Regions from separate parts of the Homo sapiens genome. Here region 1 is linked to region 2. A link is an interaction called in ENCODE POLR2A ChIA-PET data of the cell type or tissue named here. Cell type or tissue: HepG2. All regions are shown on one strand. Links, peaks and the distances in the headings refer to the core of each region. The heading gives the core; the rest is flanking DNA.

Evidence for each region. Peaks named below come from ENCODE experiments on the same cell type or tissue, not always from the same donor. Only the 100,000 strongest peaks of a DNase experiment are listed, where the experiment ranks them.
Region 1: POLR2A ChIA-PET joins it to region 2 with 5 read pairs; 4 of 35 experiments call an interaction of 5 or more read pairs at or near these places.

What each region holds. Positions count from the first base shown.
Region 1 is chr20:50,444,773-50,454,747 of GRCh38, reverse strand. No RefSeq gene overlaps it. Among named protein-coding and RNA genes, the nearest start is that of PTPN1, 61 kb to the left of the region's middle. RefSeq lists an enhancer at 5,259-6,224. In HepG2, for the core only: no CTCF peak of the experiment used is centred there; DNase peaks (open chromatin) are centred at 3,387, 5,787 and 8,197; H3K4me3 peaks cover 1,008 bases.
Region 2 is chr20:50,384,991-50,394,965 of GRCh38, reverse strand. LOC124904928 (a long non-coding RNA gene) reads left to right here and starts at 7,296. Exons shown (of 2, transcript XR_007067641.1): 1 at 7,296-7,542; 2 at 8,439-9,340. In HepG2, for the core only: no CTCF peak of the experiment used is centred there; DNase peaks (open chromatin) are centred at 4,232, 4,605, 5,405 and 5,995; H3K4me3 peaks cover 567 bases.

The sequences.
Region 1 (9,975 bases), core at 899-8,898, 60 kb before region 2:
CGTGGGGGCTCACACCTGTAATCCCAACACTTTGGGAGGCCAAGGTGGGCAGATTACCTGAGGTCAGGAGTTTGAGACCAGCCTAACCAACATGGTGAAACCCCATCTCTACTAAAAATACAAACATTAGCAGGGCTCGGTGGTGTATGCCTATAATCCCAGCTACTAAGGAAGCTGAGGTAGGAGAATCTCTTGAACCTGGGAGACAGAGATTGCAGTGAGCCGAGATCATGCCACTGCACTCCAGCCTAGGTAACAGAGTAAGACTCCGTCTCAAAAAAAAAAAAAAAGAAAATCTCTATATATAGAAATAAACTACTAAGAATATTAGTGACTTTGTTCCAGCCAAATGGCCAATAACAAAAGGTGCAAATAGCAAAAGGTGGAGGTGGGGGGCGGGTGGTTGCAAGCGGTATAGTGACTTTCAGTGTAGATGAAATTATGGAAGACGCAGCTCACGAAGCATCTTGGGCCTATCTAGATTCTTCTCAGTAGAGTTAACCACATTCAAACAGAGCTTTCAAAGTTTCCTCATTCTTATAAACCTGGCTGTTTAAAACGTACTTTCGAAACTTCCCGAGAATTCCATAAAGTAGAATCAGATCGCTGTATAGATTGATTGGTTAATTGAACAAATACACATTGTTTTATGTGATGGAGGTGTAGCAATGAACAAGACAATCATGATTCCTCATGTCCTAGAGTCCATGGGTCTAGAGGGAGTGCCAAGCAGATAACAAGTAAAGAGCAACAACAATGCAAGAAACAAATATGACCATTTCAGAACCTAAGAGGCACTGGGAAGAAACTGAGGCCAGGGAATGGAACTGATGATGGCTGGTGTGGATAGTGGTCAGTGAGGGGCTCTCCTCTCTGAGAAGGTAACCTTTGAACTGAGACATGAAGGAGGAAAAGGAACCAACCACAAGAAAATCAGGGAAAGGGTAATTCCAGGCAGCAGGAATAGCTAGGGCAAAAGCCCTGAGGCCACATTGAGCTTTGCTGTGATAGGAACAAGAATGGTGGCCAGTGTGGTGTGGGCTTAGAGAGACAGCCAGAGAAGAACGGAAGAGCCAGATGGAGAGGCGAGCAGTGGCTGCTTCTGTGATCTTGTGGGCTTGGTACAGAGTCCAGATGAGGAAACTGAGGCTCAGAGAGGTTAAGTAACTTGCCCAAGGTCACACATTTAATGATGGCTGAACCAGGATTCAGACTTGGGTTCCCAACTTCATACCCAGTCCTCTCAACACTCACCTCTGCCCATATGTGGCAAAAGCATTAAACATGTATTTCCAGACAGGACAGCCTGCGCTCTAAGAACACTGTGTGTGTGTGTGTGTGTGTGTGTGTGTGTGTGTGTGTGTGTGTGCGCGCGCGCGCGCGCACGCATGCATCTGCGTGTGTTTGTATGTGTGTTTTAATTGCAAGGAAAAGTACACACATTATACATAAAGAGCTCAGTGAATTCTCGCCAAGTGGACACATTCGTGGAATGAGCACCCAGATGTACACAGGACATTCCAGAAGCCCCCTTGATGTCTCTCCTGGTAAATCCTCCCCACCACCACCCCCAAGGTTAATGGCTGTCCTGAATTCTAACCCCATAGATGACTTTTGCTGGTTTTGAACTTTCTATAAAGGGAAGCACACAGTGTGTGCTCTTCCCATCTGGCTTCTTTTGCTCAGCATCCTGACTGCACAGCTTGTAGAGTTCCAGTCGACTTTGACTGCCACTCAGCAAGAGCGCAGGTGGACTCCCAGAGCGCTTCCTTCCCATGAAGGCCAGGAGAAAGCCACTTGCCCAAAAGCAGTTCAAAGTACGTTGTTACGTGAAAAAGTCAGGTACAAAACCATCTGCATAGCTCAATCCCATTTTTGGAAGGGATAAAAAAGGTCTCTTTTTATGCAGAATCAAAAATGATCCTGAAAAATATGTTAAATTTCCTCTCAACCGTGGTGCATTATAAACACTTAGCAAATCCAAATAGCCCCTGGATGGAGAGGGGTCATCTTGTGTTTGGGGCCATGTTGAACAAAAAATAGGACCTGCCAGCTACACTCACTTGCCATATGAAAATTGTCATTCTCAGCCGGGCTTGGTGGCTCACGCCTGTAAATCCCAGCACTTTGGGAGGCTGAGGCGGGCAGGTAACTTGAGGCCAGGAGTTTGAGATCTGCCTGGCCAACATGGTGAAACCCCATCTCTACTAAAAATACAAAAATTAGCCAGGCGTGATGGTGCTCACTTGTAATCCCAGCTACTCTGGAGGCTGAGGCAGGAGAATCACTCAAACTCGGGAGGCAGAGGTTTCAGTAAACCAAGATTGCACCACTGCACTGCAGCCTGGCCAACAGAGCAAGACTCTCTCAAAAAAAAAAAAAAAGAAAAAGAAAAGAAACGAAAAAATAAAGATTGTCACTCTCCCCATCACCCTTTTTGGCCCACTGATGCCCAGTGAAATTGCGTGAGTTAAATGCCTGGTAGATACAATTCTACAAGATTCAAGTGTTATGTGGAGGTTTTTCCTGCGTAGTGGGGATGGCAGGTGGATTTTTTGTGTTTCTTATCTATTTATTCTAACCTTTCTTCCTTCCTTCCTTCCTTCCTTCCTTCCTTCCTTCCTTCCTTCCTTTCCTTCCTTCCTTCCTTCCTTCCTTCCTTCCTTCCTTCCTTCTTTCTTTTTCTTTCTTTCTTTCTTTCTTTCTCTTTCTTTCTTTGAGAGATAGGCTCTCACTCTGTCGGCCAGACTGGAGTGTAATGCCGCAATCTTGGCTCACTGCAACCTCCGCCTCCCAGACTCAAGCCATCCTCTCACCTCAGCCTCCCAAGTAGCTAGGACTACAGGCACATGCCACCGTGCCCGGCTAATTTTTGTATTTGTTTTGTAGAGATGGGGTTTCACCACGATGCTCAGGCTGGTTTCAAACTCTGGGATTCAAATGATCTGCCCACCTTGGCCTCCCAAGGTGCTGGGATTACAGCTGAGGGTCACCACGCCCAGCCTTACTCTAACTAGCAAAAAATAAGAACAAGAATTCATATATACTAAATAAGAACTGCAGCAGCAGCAGCAGCAATAAACTGGCAAAACAAAAAGAAAGCATTTCTGTCTCCGTTTATGTGCTTCCAGAAGGTCAGCTAGAGAAAGGGCACGTCACCCCGATGCACTGAGTCGATTGCACAAGAAAGGGAGTGCCGACTCCTCCACATCCAGGGGATCATCCAGCCTATATGTGGTTTAAGGGGCAGCCTCAAAGCCAGAAGGACTCGGGTTCAAACCCGAGCATTGCCCCTTACCAGCTGTGGCTCGGTTACTCCTCCTGCATAACAAACCCACCCCAGAACACAGCGGTGTAAAGCAGCCATTCTACTCGCCTGGAATGATATCTCTCAGATCCTGTGGTCAGGAATGCAGACAGGGCACAGCAGGACAGCTTGTCTCTGCTCCACAGTGTCTGGGGCCTCGGCTGGGACAGCCTGAAGGCTGAGGGCGACTTGGTGGCTGGGGTGCTGGCCTCGGTCGGAGAGTCTTCACTTGCGTGTCTGGCAGCTGCTACCGCAGCTGGGCCATCAGAAAGACACCTGTGTGTGACTTCTTCGTGTGGTCTCTTCACTTGGGCTGGTTTGGGTTTCCTCACAACATGGTGGGAAGGGGGAGTGACTGCTAATGGGTGTGAGGTTCCTTTCGGGGGCAATGCAAGTGTTCTAAAATTAGGTAGTGGTGATGATTGCACAACTCTGTGAATACACCAAAACCCACTGGATTGTGTACTTTAAAAGGGTGAGTTTTATGGTATGTGAATTATATCTCAATAAAGCTGGGGGGGTTTTTTTTTACAAAAAAAAAGAAGCAGAAACAGATCATGAGGATGAGAGATGATGCTGTAAGCATCTTAAGACAACACGATGCGCAGCTGGGTGCACTCCCTGTAATTCCAGCATTTTGGGAGGCCGAGGCAGGAAGATGGCTTGAGCCCAGGAGGCTGCAGTGAGCTATGATCTTGCCACTGGACTCCAGCCTGGGCAACAGAGCAAGAAAAAAAAAAAAAAAAAAACAGAAAACACAATTTGCCACACTGTGTGAGGCACTATCTTTCTATGCCTCAGTTTCTTCTTCTGTAAAATGGGACTATTTAATAATCAAATGAACTCATAGGGTCTTTCAGGGTGAAGAAAGGTAATTCTGAGCCTAGTAGCTGGCACATAGTGAGTGCTCAGGAAATGTTATTATTTCAAACAATAAAATGCCATAAGGCAGCAGTGTGTAGAGTTAATTAAAACAACAGGTTTTAGAGCCAACCCACAAATTTGAATCTAGCTTTCTCAGTGGTTAGTTACTTAACCACTCTAGATCTGTTTCATTATCTGTAAAATGGAGTTAACATAGTACCTGCCTCATACACTGTGACAATCAAATGAGTTAATAGCACGAAGGGCTTGGAACGGTGCCTATGTGCAATACAGCACAGTACACAGTAGGTACTACATAGTTGCTGACTGTTATTGCTTCTGGCATTTCCCTGGCTTCCTGGCGCTGCTTAGGTGGTGTGGATCCATTGGAAGCGTTTGTGTAATAGTAATAACAACAATGATGCTAACAGCTGGCCCTTATCCACTGTCACAGGATGAGGAGGGGATGCTGGGCACCCCCTCATACCAGCCACCAGGGAATTCCACACAGGAGCTGGGCTGGCTGCAGAGGGCTGAGTGGTAGACCCCAGGGGAAGGTGAGGCATTCAGCCGGAGGGGACTGGATTCCCAGAGGAGCAGAGGAGCAGAGGATCCTGGGGCCACTGAGGGGCTCACAGGGCTGCGGGGAAGGGAGCTATAGGCTGGAGCAGAGAGCAGGAAAGATGGGCAGAGGCCAGACAGCCAAGAAGCTTGCAGCCTGGACTGTGCCCTGAGATTCTTGGATGCTCTTTCGTTTTCTTACTGAAAATACTGGAAAAAACAGCCTTGTCCCATCTTAGGACAAACGTGTTTCTCTCTTCCTTCTTGGCCTCTGCGGGGGTGACTCTCTTCCAGCTATCCTCTCATTCCCTCCTAAGGTTCATAGCAACACCTAACACGGACAGCTTCGAAGATCCCTGAATGGTGCTAAAGGCTTTTTGCCGTAGGCTTCCCAGATTCTCACAACAGCCCTACAGAGGTTATGTAGAGAGACCCATTTTATAGAAGAGGATACTGGGGATGGAGGGAGGAGCCATTTGCACAGGTCATACACTAATGAGTGGCAGAAACAAAATCAATCTCTGACGCCTTCTCTCATTCTTTCTACAAGTCCCACTGATGGACTACTCTGCTCCAGGCATAGTTAGACTCGGGGATACAGCAGTGAACGAGAGAAATCATTGCTGGCCAGGCGCGGTGGCTCATGCCTGTAATCTCAGCACTTTGGGAGGGTTAGGTGGGCAGATCGCTTGAGGCCAGGAGTTCGAGACCAGCCGGGCCAACATGGTGAAACCCCATGTCTACTAAAAAAAAAAAAAATTGCCAGGTGTGGTGGCTTACACCTGTAATCCCAGTTACTCAGGAGGCTAAAGCACTTGAACCCAGGAGGTGGAGGTTGCAGTGAGCCAAGATTGTGCCACTTCACTCCAGCCTGGGCAACAGAGTGAGACTCTGTTTAAAAAAAAAAAAGAGACATCACTGGTTCCCTCCTCAAGCTGATGCCCTACGGCAGGAGATAGACAACTCAACAACAAGAAAAAACGTCTCCTGTATATTGAGGCCAGGAAGTTCACTGTAGTGACCAACCCAGCAGAGCAAGGGAGGAGAATGTCAGGAATGTGGGCTGTTTCAGCAGCTTTAGCCCTGAGAAGGGAGGGAGGAAGCCTTGGGAATATCTGGGGGCGGCGTGTGCAGGGCAGAGGGAACAGCAAGTGCAAAGGCCCTGAGGTTGGATCATGCAAGCACAATGTGGCTGGAGGAGAGTGAGTGAGGGGAGTTTCTCCTAAGTGCCAAAAGGAGTTGGGAAACAGGCCAGGCATGTTGGCTCAGGCCTGTAATCCCAGCACTTTGGGAGGCCAAGGCCAGAGGATCACCTGAGGTCAGGAGTTTGAGATCAGCCTGGCCAATATGGTGAAACCCCGCCTCTATTAAAAATACAAAAATTAGCCAGGTATGGTGGTGCACACCTGTAGTCCCAGCTTCTTGGGAGGCTGAGGCAGAAAAATCGCTTGAACTTGGGAAGGGGAGTTTGCAGTGAGCCAAGATTGCACCATTGCACTCCAGCCTGGGCATCACAGTAAGACTCCGTCTCAAAAAAGAAAAAAAAGAAGAAGAAGGCCAGGCACGGTGGCTCATGCCTGTAATCCCAGCACTTTGGGAGGTCAAGGCGGGAGGATCACTTGAGGTCAGGGGTTCGAGACCAGCCTGACCAACATGGAGAAACTCCATCTCTACTAAAACTACAAAAATTAGCCAGGCATGGTGGCGCATGCCTGTAATCCCAGCTACTCAGGAGGCTGAGGCAGGAGAATCACTTGAACCTGGGAGAGGGAGGTTTTGGTGAGCCGAGATCGTGCCATTGCACTCCAGCCTGGGCAACAAGATCGAAACTCTGTCTCAAAAAAAAAAAAAAAAAAAAAGAGCCGGGAAACACAGTATGTCCAGACTCCAACCTCTTGTCACCACCTCCATAGCCACCGCCCTGTCCTGCCACTGCCACCCTGCACCCGGACCACTGCAGTGGGTCCTTGCTGGCCTCTTAGCTTCCACCTTTCTCCTCCATCCCACCCCACCCGCTTCGCACACACAGTCCAGTCTCCACATGTAGCTAGAGGGAGTCTATCACCCATACAACCACATTGCCTCTGCTCAGAATCCTCCACGGCTCCCACCTCACTTAGAGTAAAAGCCAAAGATCCTATGAGGCCCTGCAAGATTGATACCTCATCCCCTCTCTGACCTCATTTCCACCCCCTTCCCCTCACTCACTCTTCTCCAGCTGCACTGGCCTTCTTGCTGCTTCACAGACACACAAGGAGCAGTCCTGCCCCAGGACCTTTGCACTTGCTGTTCTTGCTGGCTGGACTGTTCTTTCCACAGATATCCTGAAGGCTTGCTGTCCTTACCAGCTTCAGATCTTTGCTCAAATGTACCTTCCTCCTAAGGCCTTCCTTGACCACACCCAGCATGCCTTCTCCACCTTTGCAGCACTATTTTCACTGTCAGCAGAACTTACCACCCTCTGGAATTTATGCTTTTCCTTCTTTTTCTTCATTGCCTCACCAGCCAGAATATAAGTTGCATGAAGGAGGAATTTGTGTCAGTTTTGTTTGCAGCTTTCTGGCACATAGTAAGTGCTCAATAAATCTTGGTTGAGTGAATGAAGTACAAATGAAAAAAAGAATTGAGTGAAGTGGTCCTGATGGAGGGCGACAGGGAGTGGTGGGGACTGTGGCAAACGGGGAGCCCTTGCCCCATCTGGAAGGAGCAACTACCGTTTGACGGCAGCCTGAAGTTTCCACGTGGGAATGTGGGCTCAGGGCGGCCAGAGAGCCAAGAGTTTCAAGGGAAGCCAGAAACTCCTGCATTTACATGAAATGTCTTGATTTTGAAACCACTGCTGACCAAAAATCCACATCTTCCATGTTCTTAGGTGGGAGACTGCTGTTTGAGGCCTCCAACCTGGGTCAAAATGCTTGCAGTGGGTTTCATGGAATCCCAAGATATCTGGGAAAGCTGACTGGGGTTACAAGAGAGGAGTCTCGTAAGTGGAGTCAGCCTTTGAGTGTTTCTGTGAAATAAGTGTCATTTTCATTGTGAGGTTCTGGAAATGATTTTATTTCCGGGTGAGCTTCCTGCTCTTGTTTCAACTTTCAATCCTACTCTCCTATTCCTGCCAGGCCTGGGCATTTTTCTTCCACTCTGGAGAAAAAAATCAAAAGTAAATATTGGCAGAAGATTGGCTTTATTGTGGTCCTGATAAGGAATAGCATAAAACGGAAAGAGTGAGATTTTATTCCCCTCCCACAACTTCCACTCCGACCCTACTTCTTTAATATTTACTCACAAATTTCACTTCATAGAAACTCTTGGTGTTAGTTTTGTTACCAACAGGGCTGCCACATGGGGTGTGCCCTCACAACTCCAATGGCTCCATTCTACAAATGGCCCAATGAACGGCACCCGCTGAAGTTGTGCTGTGATTGCCTGTGAAGTCACGCGTCCCTTAATGACAGGGCTATGTTTTGAGAAGTGTGTTGTTAGGTGATTTCGTCATGACGAGAACATCGGAGTGTACTCACACAAGCCTAGATGGCATAGCCTACTACACACCCAGGCTACACGGTGGAGCCTGTGGCTCCCGGGCTGCAAACCTGTACAGCACGTGACTGTACTGAAAACTGTAGGCCAGCGGTCCCCAACCTTTTTGGCACCAGGGACCGGTTTCGTGGAAGAAATTTTTTTCCAAAAACCAGTGTGAGGGGGATGGTTCCGGGACGATTCAGGTGCATTACATTTATTGTGTGCTTTATTTCTACAATTATTACAGTGTAATATATAACGAAATAATTATACAACTCACCTTCACGTAGAATCAGTGAGAGCCCTAAGCTTGTTTTCCTGCAACTAGACGATCCCATCTGAGGGTGATGGGAGACAGCGACAGATCATCAGGCGTTAGATTCTCATAAGAAGCACACAATCAAGATCCCTCACATGGGCAGTTCACAATAGGGTTCGAGCTCCTATGAGAATCTAATGGCACCACCAGTCTGACAGGAGGTGGAGCTCAGGTGGTAATGCGAGTGATGGGAAGTGGCTGTCAATACAGATGAAGCTTTGCTCACTCACCTGTCACTCACCTCCTGCCGTGCAGCCCAGTTCCTAATAGGCCACGGACTGGTACCTTGGAGGGTTGGGGACCCCTGCTGTAGGCAATGGTAACACAATGGGAAGTATCTGTCTCTAAACATACCTAAACGTAGAGAGCATACAGTACAAATACCGCCTTACAGTCTTACAGGACCACGGTCGTATATGTGGTCCATCATTGACCAATGTCATTATGTGATGCATGACTGTGTATATTTGTTTATAGCGTCTCATTTTTATTGTCTGTGGCATAGTAATCCTTTGGCAAATGTTTTCTGCTTTGTAAAAGTAACACAAGCATGTGGAGAAAAACTCAAGCAGTGTAAAAGGCCATGTCGTGCAAAATATCTTCCTTCTCATTTCCTCTGACATTTCCCAGTTCCCCTCTTCAGAAGCACCTCTTGTTGCCAGTTGTTAGTGTGTCCTTTTAGAGATATAAACAAATATCTGTCTCTCTCTCCCCGCTTCTCTCTCCAGTTGTCCCTGGTATCCTTGGGGATTGATTCTAGGACCTTCCACAGATATCACAATCTTTAGATGCTTGAGTCCCTTATGTAAAATAAAGTAACATTTGTATATAACTTAGGCACATCCCCCTGTACACTTCAAATCATCTCTAGATTATTTATAATATGTAATGCAATGTAAATCCAATGTAAATAGTGGTTTTAATGTATTGTTTAGTGAATAATGACAAGAAAAAGTCTGTACATGCTTAGTACAGACACATTTCTTCTTTGAATATATATATATATATATTTTTTTTTTTTTTTTTGAGACAGTCTTACTCGGTCACCCAGGCTGGAGTGCAGTGGCAAGCTCTCGGCTCACTGCAACCTCTGCCTCCCAGGTTCAAGTGATTCTCCTGCCTGAGCCTCCTGAATAGCTGGGATTACAGGCGTGTGCCACCACACTGACTAATTTTTTATATTTTTGGTAGAGATGGGGTTTCACCATGTTGGCCAAGCTGGTCTCGAACTCCTAACCTCAGGTGATCCACCACTTTGGTCTCCCAAAGTGCTGGGATTACGGGCATGAGCCACTGTGCCCGGCCTCTTTGATTTTTTTTTTTTTTTTTTTAGACAGAGTCTCGCTCTGTAGCCCAGGCTGGAGCTCGGCTCACTGCAACCTCTGCCTCCCGGGTCCCGGTT
Region 2 (9,975 bases), core at 905-8,904:
AAGATCTCCAATGCACACAAGATGTGTTCAGGCTACTTGCTGAATGAATAAATGAATGAAAGTATCAGGCACATAGCAAGTGCTCAAAAACTCTCAGCAATTCGTATTGTTAACGTGCTTGAAAAAGAGGAACTTGGGCATTGAGAGTGACTGACAAATCGTATTGGTGAAGATGAGGAAGGAGCTCAAGGGAGCGGGGGAAGGACACGTGTCATACACAAAAGGACAGGAGGGACACGGAGAGCAAACACCGGGCAGAGGGCTAAGCTGCCTGAAGCTGGGAACCCCAGGGAGTGTAGACGCCGGCCTGGATCCCGGGTCTGGGATGGCAGACATGAAACTTCTTGGGAAGACATCCCTCCCCACAGGCAGGGGGTCCTCACTGGTCTCACACGGGTTGTCCCCATGAACTTGTGGGAGCTTCACGGCTTCTGCATCTGAGGAGCTGATTGGAAGGGGAGGTGGCGTGCAGGCTGACAACGCGATGCTTCGTATTCATCATAATCACAGCAACAAGACCGACTCACACCAATGCAGCCCTTCCCGATGCCAGGCGCTGACCTTCACACGCAGTGACGCGTCGCATCCTCAGAACCACCCCAGGAGGTACCCTGCTATCCTATTCCCATTTTACAGATGCGGACACTGAGGCTCAGAAAAGCGGTGAAGTTTGCCCAAGGTCACACAGTAAGTGGCCGAGCCCAGGCCGACCTCTTGACGTTTCCACTCTCTCCAGCACTCCAGCCACCTGTGACCACATCCACCTCTCCAAGCACACGGGCTTCCTCTCACCGGGGCCTTCCTGGGCGGATCCTCCTTGCGGCACTCAGCTCAGCTGTTCAAGGATGCCAGCGTCAGCTTCCTTGGGCTTCTCCTCAGATGGCCCTGCCTCAGGGAGCTTCCCCCGACCTCCCCCTGCCCCCAGGCCCCTGCCGTCCCTCACTGGGCTGTGACAGCCTAGGCACTCATCTGTTTCCACAATCTTTTATTGTTGTTGTTGTTGTTTTGAGACAGAGTCTTGCTCTGTCGCCCAGGCTGGAGTGCAATGGCGCGATCTCAACTCACTGCAACCTCCGCCTCCCAGGTGCAAGTGATTCCTGAGTAGCTGGGATTACAGGCGCCCACTGCCACGCCCGGCTAATTTTGTATTTTTAGTAGAGACAGGGTTTCGCCATGTTGGCCAGGCTGATCTCGAACTCGTGACCTCAGGTGATCCGCCTGCCTCGGCCTCCCAAAGTGCTGGGATTACAGGCGTGAGCCACCACACCCGGCCTGTCTCCACCATCTTAAGTACAGTGGAGGGGTCTGCATTTTTTCTGGAAACCAGGTGTCCGGCAGAGAGTGGGCACTGCTGGAAACTGTTTTGCAAAATAAACACACTTGTGGGTACAAACTGTGTACCAGGAGGAGCCACGACCCTCAGATCTCTCGGGTCCAGGATTGTACCCAGGACAGGCAGTGTATGGAGGGGAGGCCATGATCACTGAGTCTCTGGCCACTCCCTGGGGCCCTGAGTGTTATTCCCTGGTCTGCTCATATATACAGGCAGCACGGCCCCATGGTTAGCATCCAGGCTCCAAGACCCAACCACGTGGGTTCAAATCCCAGCTAGCTACCAGCCTGCCAGGGGATCCTGGGCAAGTGACTTAATCTTTTGGGCCTCAGTTTACCTATCAGAAAAATAGGGCAAGTGATAGGATTGTCGTGAGCATTAAGTGAATTTTCGAAGTTATTATTTATTTATTTTAGAAACAGAGTCTCACTCTGTCACCCCGGTTGGAGTGCAGTGGCTTGATCATAGCTCACTGCAGCCTCCCAACTCCTGAGCTCAAGCGATCTGCCTGCCTTAGCCCACTGAATAGCTGGGACTACAGGTGCACACCACCATGCCTGGCTAATTTTTAATTTTTTTGGAGAGATGAGGTCTCACTCTGTTGCCCAGTCAGGTCTCAAACTCCTAGCCTTAGGCGATCTTTCTACCTCAGCCTCCCAAGGTGCTGGAATTACAGGCAAGAGCCACTGCATCTGGCCTAAATAATTTTTTGTGTGTGTTTTTTTGAGTCTGGGTCTCACTCACTCTGTCACCCAGGCTGGAGTGCAGTGGTGATATCTCAGCTCACTGCAGCCTCAACCTCCAGGGCTCAAGCAATCCTTTCCATCTCTGCCTCCTGAGTAGCTGGGACTATAGGTACATGCCACCACACATGGCAAATTTTTTATTTTTTGTAGGGATTGGGGGTCTTGCTATGTTGCCCAGGCTGGTCTTGAACTCCTGGCCTCAAGCGATTCTCCCACCTTGCCTCCTAAAGCACTGGGATGAGTGTGAGCCACTGCACCTGGCCTAAATGAGTTTAATACGTAGTTAATATCTGGCTCTTGCCAAGTGCTTCATCAGTGCTAGTGGACATTATTGTTTTAATCATTACTGTTATTATTATTAGGGAAGGCAGATTGTGTAGGATCCTAAGTAGGAAGTTTCGTCTTTATCTTGGGCAGCAGTGGGCAGATTCAAAAGCCTGCTCTGAGTTGGTTTCAGTGACAGTGAGAGAAGTGAGAGGAAGTAAGAGGGCGATGCTAACCATGGTGGCGTCTAGCGCGTGAGCTGTCAGGGCTCTGCCCCACACCTTACCTGTGCCATCGACTTCACCCCCACACACAGCCCCCACCTAACAGAAGTCTCTGCTCACCCCCTTTTCAGACGGGAAAACCCAGGCTCAGTACTATGTCACCTGCCCCAGGGCATATAGCCAGGGAGTGGCCAAGCCTGGGTTCAAACCCTGGGATGTTTCCTATTGCTGCTGTAACAGATTACACCAAACTGAAAATGACACACTTTCATGACCTTACTGTTCTGAAAGTCAGAAAGCCAAAGTGGGTCTTACGAGGGGAAAATCAAGGTGCAGGCAGTATGGAGTTCCTTCTGGAGGCTTCAGGGGAGAATCCATGCCTTGTCTTGAGGCCAATGGCACTCACTGGCTTGCACCGCTCCCACCTCTGCTCCCACTGGAGTCGAAGTGGGCCCTCTGGGCCTGACCCTCCCGCCTCCCTCTCATAAGGCCCCTGGTGACTGCCTTGGGTCCACTGGATAAGCCAGGCTCATCTTCCCATCTCAAGACCCTGAATTGAATCACACCTACAAAGTCCCTTTGCCATGTAAGGTCACATGTTCACAGGCTCTGGGGATTAGGAGGTGGGCACCTTTGGGGGGTCATTATTCTGTCTACTGGACACCTAGAGTTTGGCTCCAATCCTGCCTTTTTGGCTTTCCCTGGGAGTGCCCGGGCTGAGGGTGAACGGAGGAGGCACCGCACGGTGGCGGGGGAGCGAGTGGCCTGGTCTCCGGGCAGGCCTGGGCCTTTATGTAAGGAGGCTGTAAGCCTGGGAGAGTAGGCCCAGGGTTGAGTGAGGACCACCAGGTCAGAGCGAGGGGAGTGAAGAGGCCTAGGACGAAGCTCCTGCTGACCAGAGCCAGAAAAAAGCAGGCCTGGTGGCCAGAGAGGCCGACTTTCCGAAAGAAGCTGGAAATTCTGGGTTTTATACGAAATCGCCAATTTTTAAATGTTGGCAAATGATTCAAAATGATGAAGGAAACCCATGCAGTGCAGGTTATACAAAACCACACAGTGCAGGTCATAACGGAACTCGTCTGAAGCCAGACGAGGCCTGCAGGTGGCAAGCTGGTGGCCTTCAGCCTACCAGGGAGAGAGGGGAAGGCCAGTCCCTGCAGAGGTCAGTGAGCGTCTGGAACACTCGTGGAAGGAGGAGCTCCTTCCACCTGAGGAGCTCCTTGTGCCTGCTCTGCTGGGTGGGGGAAGCCTGGGCAGGGTGTGTTCAGGTGGGGGACAGCAGGCTTCCCCGAGGGGAAGGCCCAGAGCAAGTAGGGGTGCAGACCAGGCTCAGCTCAGCCCCAGTTCCAGCTCTGCCTTCAGGCAGGCAGGGGGCTGTGAGGCCTCGGGCAAGTTACCTGGCCTCTCTGGGCCTCCCTTTGCTCTCAGTGGAGGTTGACTCCACAGAGTATCCAGGCTCATGCATTCATTGAACAAATACTTGCTCTATGCCAGGCCCTGGGGACTTGCGAATGTGCGAAGCAGAGCGAGGCCCTGCCTCCAGGGTAGGTGGACGGGGCGTGGATGTGGAATTGAGCCTGGACTTCCTAAGAAAGGAGTCAAGAGCAGTCAGTTCTTTCCCTGCTGACAACCGCTTCCACAGCCTCATCCTGGAAGTAGCTGTGGTTTGTGACTTTTGTTCATTCATTGAGCACCAGCAGAATGCCATGTGTTCTATCCTCAAAACCTACAGGGTTGGTGTTATTATGGCCTCATTTTACAGGTGGAGAAACTGAGGCCAGGCACACAGGTCACACAGCCAGGAGGAGGCAGGGGTGGGAGGGACCCCTCACCTCTGCCTCTTCTCCCAGGCCCTCTGCCTTAGCTCTGAGCTATTTAGCAGAGGTCCTGGGGAAGCTCTTAGAGCCATCAGCTAGGGCCTACCTGGGGGGAATGTGGAAGGAATGTCTTCTGTGTATGCTAAACTTTGTCCTGAATTTACCTCCTGTCAACTTCAAGCAGACCCGGTGCCTGACCTTGGCCACTGCATGGCCCTTGGTGCCTTTAGAGATTTCAAACTGATCCTCTTTCATCTTTCCGGACATGAGGCCTGAGCATTTTTTTTTTTTTGTCTCTCCTCCTGAGGCCATCCTGGGACTCCCTAAGCCATTTTATAATCACAGTGTCCAAGCACAAGCACCTGCTATGTATGCGCCAGGCACCCGATGGGCACAACCTCAGTTAACCTTTAACAATCCCATGAGCCCAGTGCCAGGGCTGATGAGAAACTGAAGTTCGACAGGGCCGAGTCACTTGCCCAAAGTCACACAACCATAAACGAATGGGTTCAAAGCTATACCATTACCCACCGTGCCACACGGCTTCTCTCCACCAACCACTGGGGGGTGGGAGGGGTGGTTCTGCTCTGCGCCGAGAACTTCACCAGCCTTCTGCTTAATTCATTGCCAAGACAAATCCCTGAGCATTTTGTTTTCCTGCAAGTCCCCAGTGTGGGGGCTTCTTCCTGGGATGGGGGACTGGGTTTCTAATGTATTCGGAAGCCGCTTTCTAAGACCCTTTTCTTGTCTCCAAACCCGCCCAATTGTTTTGTGTGGGGTTCCACAGTGGGGAAGTTCTCTCCATCTTTTCTCCCATGGTTGGGAAGGCGAGAAGGGCATTAACGGTGCATGCTGACAGTAGGGTGCAGGGGAGGGCTTTGGCGTCCTGGATTCCAAATGCCAAGGGAAGGCCTGGTCAGGAGGGTGGAGTTGCCCAGTTAGAACTTGGCTGGTTCTTATCAGCTCTGGAGCTCTGTGCCGGGCAGGCGCTGGAATCAAAGGAGGCCAGGCCTGTTTATTTACTTTCTCCCCTCCTTTTTGGCAAAAGGAGATCAAAGGTAAAAGCAAATGCTCCGCTCTGCACCCCTCCTCCCTTCGTTTCTTCCTTTTTCTTTCCTCCCTTAGAAGCCTGAGAACTAAAAGCCGTAGATGTAAAGGGAGGGTTTTGTCATCACCACTGTTTCCCTGGCACCGACACTGCACTGGGCCCCGGGCTAAGAATTTTGCAGAATGGCACAAATCTCTGCAACTAACATGATGTGTGACAGCTCTTATTATCCCCATGTGGCAGAGGAGGAAACTGAGGCACTGAGCGGGGAAGTCGCTCTTCACAGGTTGCTCAAGCCTCTCTAGCTTCTAGCTCCATGCTCTTTTTCTTTCTTTCTTTTTTCTTTTTTAGAGGCAGGGTCTCGCTCTGTCACCCAGGCTGGTCTTGAACTCCTGGCCTCAGGCATTCCTCCCACCTTAGCCTTCCAAAGCATTGGAATTGCAGGCCTGAGCCACCGCGCCCGGCCCAGGTGGACCAACTTAATCATGCTCTTAATCATGCCTGAAGCCACATCCCTCCTCTAAATACACATTTCCACTATGCAAAATGAGAACAGTACAAAGGTGGCTAACAGCAGAAATCCAACTTCAAAGGTTCCCTGAGTCCTTCTGTTGTGTAGTGAGTTCAGAGGCTACGAACACCCAAGCAAGACACACAGATGATTGAAGGCAGTCAGGTGGGATGCAGTAGGGAATGGTGGAGACTGTGGTGAAGTGGAGAGTCCCCGAGATGCAACTCAGCATCAATCCATTGCTGCCTTGCAAAAATAAGGGCCCAGTGTGGTCGGGACTTTTGGACAAGCCAGGTGTTTTATGTGAACTCCCTGGATTTGTAGTAGAAGATGGGAGTCCATTTTTGTTTTTTGCTGATAGTGGGCTCGGCTGGGGTCCTGGATTAAATATTCCATTTTCCCAGTGAGTTGAAATATTATCTTTGTCCTGATCCTTCTCATTGTTCTTTCATTTTGTACTTTTTTCTTTGTGAACTCAAAGATTGTTTTATCCAACTAAAAAAACCTTGTGGGTCGCTACTTTAAATTGCATTAAGTTTTATGTATGTTGGCAGAATGGTCATCTTAAGGATGTGAAATCTTCCCATCCAATTATTCTCATCTTATTTGGTGCCCTTTGGGAGGATTTTCAAAGTTTTCTTCCAAAATATCTTGATTTTTAAAATAATGCCAAAATTCCAAGCTGTTTGAACTGCATGGGCCAAGCAACATCTCCTGGGGGCTGTGTTTGGCCCAGGGGATCCCTGTTGCTCCCTGAGATTCAGGGCAGCCTCACCCCATGGGGGAGACTGAACACGCTGTCATTCAAAGATAACCCTGTCCCAGGCGGGAAGATCTCCAGCGCCAGAGAACTGGGGGCAGACTGGGCTGGGAAACTCTGGGATGTTCGCTGCTTGACCCACTCTGTGGGAAGCCAGTGTGCCCACTTCCTTCACACTCAGCCAGATAAGCCCGCCGAGGCTGTGCCTTCCTGCTGAGGCTCCTGCCAGCTCATTTTTGACCAGCACTTAAAACAACAATTAAAAACAACTCATATGGTGTGCTTTGCTTTTGAAAAAGCAAAGCAATTTTTTCACTTTGTATTTTTATTTTTGAGACAAGGTCTAGCTGTCACCAAGGCTGGAGTGCAGTGGCATGATTACGGCTCACTGCAGCCTCGACCTCTTGGGTTCAAGCAGTCCTCCCACTTCAGCCTCCGGAGTAGCTGGAACTACAGGCAGGTATCACCACGCCCTGCTAATACTTTAATTTTTTTTTTTTTATAGAGATAGGGTCTCACTATGTTGCCCAGATGGGTGTTGAACTCCTAGACTCAAGCGATCCTCCCGCCTCATCCACCCAAAGTGCTGGGATTACAGGTGTGAGCCACCTTGCCCAGTGTGCAAAGTACATTTTTTAAAAATAAGAAAACACCTTCCGTTGGTCCAGGAATATGTATTGAGATCCACTAGTGCCAGGCACTGGGCAAGGCTCTGGGGACGGGGTGAAGTTCCTGCTTTCCTGGGTCTGAAGCTCTAGCGGGGAACACAGGCGATAAGCCCAGAAACAGATGAAAAAATACGGCGCATTCCAGCGACGGTCAGGGCAGAAAGAGATAAGGTGAGTGGAATAAGAGGGACCGGAGGGCCACCTTAGGCAAGAGCTTGGGGACGACCTCTCAGCAGAGGTGACATTTTGCCGAGACGGGAATGACGAGAAGGAGACAGCGGTGGGACTCCTGTCTCAATGGTCACTCTGATACTCAGGAAAGCACTGTGGCTTTTGGGCATTTAACCGGCCAAACTTTTTTGCCTAATTATATTTTTATATTTTGTTATTTATTTATTTAATTTATATATTACATGTTTGCATTTTCTAAAAACCAAAAGTAGCCATGCAGTGTTTTATAACTGCCTATTTTTCCTACTTGAAGCCTCAGTTTCCCCATGTGTCAACTGGAGATGTTCTCAGTAGCCACCCCACGTGAAGGCAAAACACAGGCCGATGTGAGGATTTGCTAAGGAAATGACCTATGGAACACAATTGATCCAAAGATGAGCAATTATTGGTATATTTTTATTATCATTTTATTATTATTTTTATGAGTCCCAAGAGGTGGAGATTGGCATTTCCATTTTGCAGGTGAGATTTTTCAGCCTCAGAGAGTCACACATCAAAGGCTGAGATGCGAGCAGTTGGACAGAGGGCAGGACGGCATTCCTCTGACCCCCCAGCCTGAATACAGTGAAACCTCAGCCAGATAGAGCCCCTTTTTCTTGGGAGAGGAAGTCGAGGCTGAAACCAGCTGCTTCTTTTTGGTCGTTTTTTTCCCTTTCTGCGATGTTTGTTTTTGTGAACATCGTACTTATCTGATGTCACAGGTTTTGGGAACCTAAACCACAGACATAAATACATTGTGTTGTGCTTTGAAGGATTGTGCAGCGAGATAAGTGAGTTTGGTGATGGGGGGATACAGCGTGCATGGACGCAGGGCTTTTTTTTTTTTTTTTTTGCAGAACTAAGAACGTCAATGTTTGTTCTCGGGTTCAAAGAAGTCAGCGTCTTTGGCGGGAGCTGGGCCACCATCGCCCGGACCACGCTGGGGTGCTAAGTGCTCACATCCTCCCCAGCACTGTCCTCAACAGCCAAGAGGCAGGCACAGGGGAAAACCCACCAGCAACACCAGCACCACAGCGTCCACACCCGCCGAGGATGCTGCACAAAAGGCCCATGGACCAGGGTGCCTGGGGGCAGGGCATGCTGGGCACCGTCCATCTTCTGGCAGCTTCTGGTTAACCCGAAAATCCTGTTTGGTTTTCCTGTGTCTTTTGAGAATGTCACTCAAACCCCTGAATCCTCTCTGTGATCTAAGTGTCATGAGGCCTGCAAAACCTCGCTTCCTGCAGCAGACTTCTCCGCTTCCTGGCCCCCATGAAGACTGTTATCCACAAGTAGCCAGAGGGATTCTGTAAAAATCAAAGTCAGGGCAGGGCCCTCCTCTGCTCAAAACCCTCCCATGGCTCCCTACTTCACTCAGGGAGGAAGCCACGCCCATATTGTAGCCTCTTCCACCTCTCACACTCATTGCACAGGCGGCCACCAAGCCCCTTTCTACCCCAGTGCCTTTGCACTTGCCACCCCCTTACTTCATTGCAATCCCTTCTTAGCAGAGAGGCTGACCCTGAATTCCCTCCTGAAATAGTGACCCTTCTCAAATAAGTCTCCCCTCGCCTTGCCTTATTTGTCTTCATATCTGTTCGTCACTACCTGACATGTTAGATATTTATTATTTTCTCTCTTGCCGTTGGGCCTAAGTTCCCAGGGCCTCTCATGTTTCTCCAGCGCCCAGAGGCTGACTGGCTTATGGAGTGAGCGCAATCATTTCCTTTTGTGTGTGAATAAATGAAAGAATCTTGGACCTGACCGCTTCAGACCAAGGGGTTTAGCCCAGGTCTCTGGGACAATGAGGATTCTTAAGGATTTTTCACTGGGGATTGACAGAACCAATTGGTTTGGGAGAGATCACTGCAGCTTCTGAAAGAAGCCACCTGTCCCATGAGGGCATGTGCCATATGGAATACAGACAACTTGATATCAGTGCCCCCCTCCTCGGAGGGTGGGGGGAGGGGGGCGGGTGTTTCAGGAATTAAATCAGAAAATATTGGGATGAGGCTTAGCCCTGTCCTTGGCGCACAGGAAGTACTCAGCCAGTGGTCATGATCAGCATCAGCTGTAGCATGAACGGACCATGGAGACAGGTGGGCTTGCTGACATCCAGGTTCCCAGATTGGGCAGCTGCATGGAGGGGGTTGTGTGCCATGGGAATAAAGGAGGAGGGAGTTTGAGGTGGGGCTGAGGCTGAGGGTGCTGAGGTCAAAGCAGGAGAAAGATCTGGGAGTTCTGTGAGATGTTCAGGTGGCCTGCCCAGTTGGCAACTGGACTCAGGAGAGAGCCCACTAATGGATTTGGGGGTCTTTAGTGCCAACGTGGTGACTGAAAACTAGAGAATGGTTGGGATGGCCCAGAGACCACACATAGAGACAGAAGAGAAGA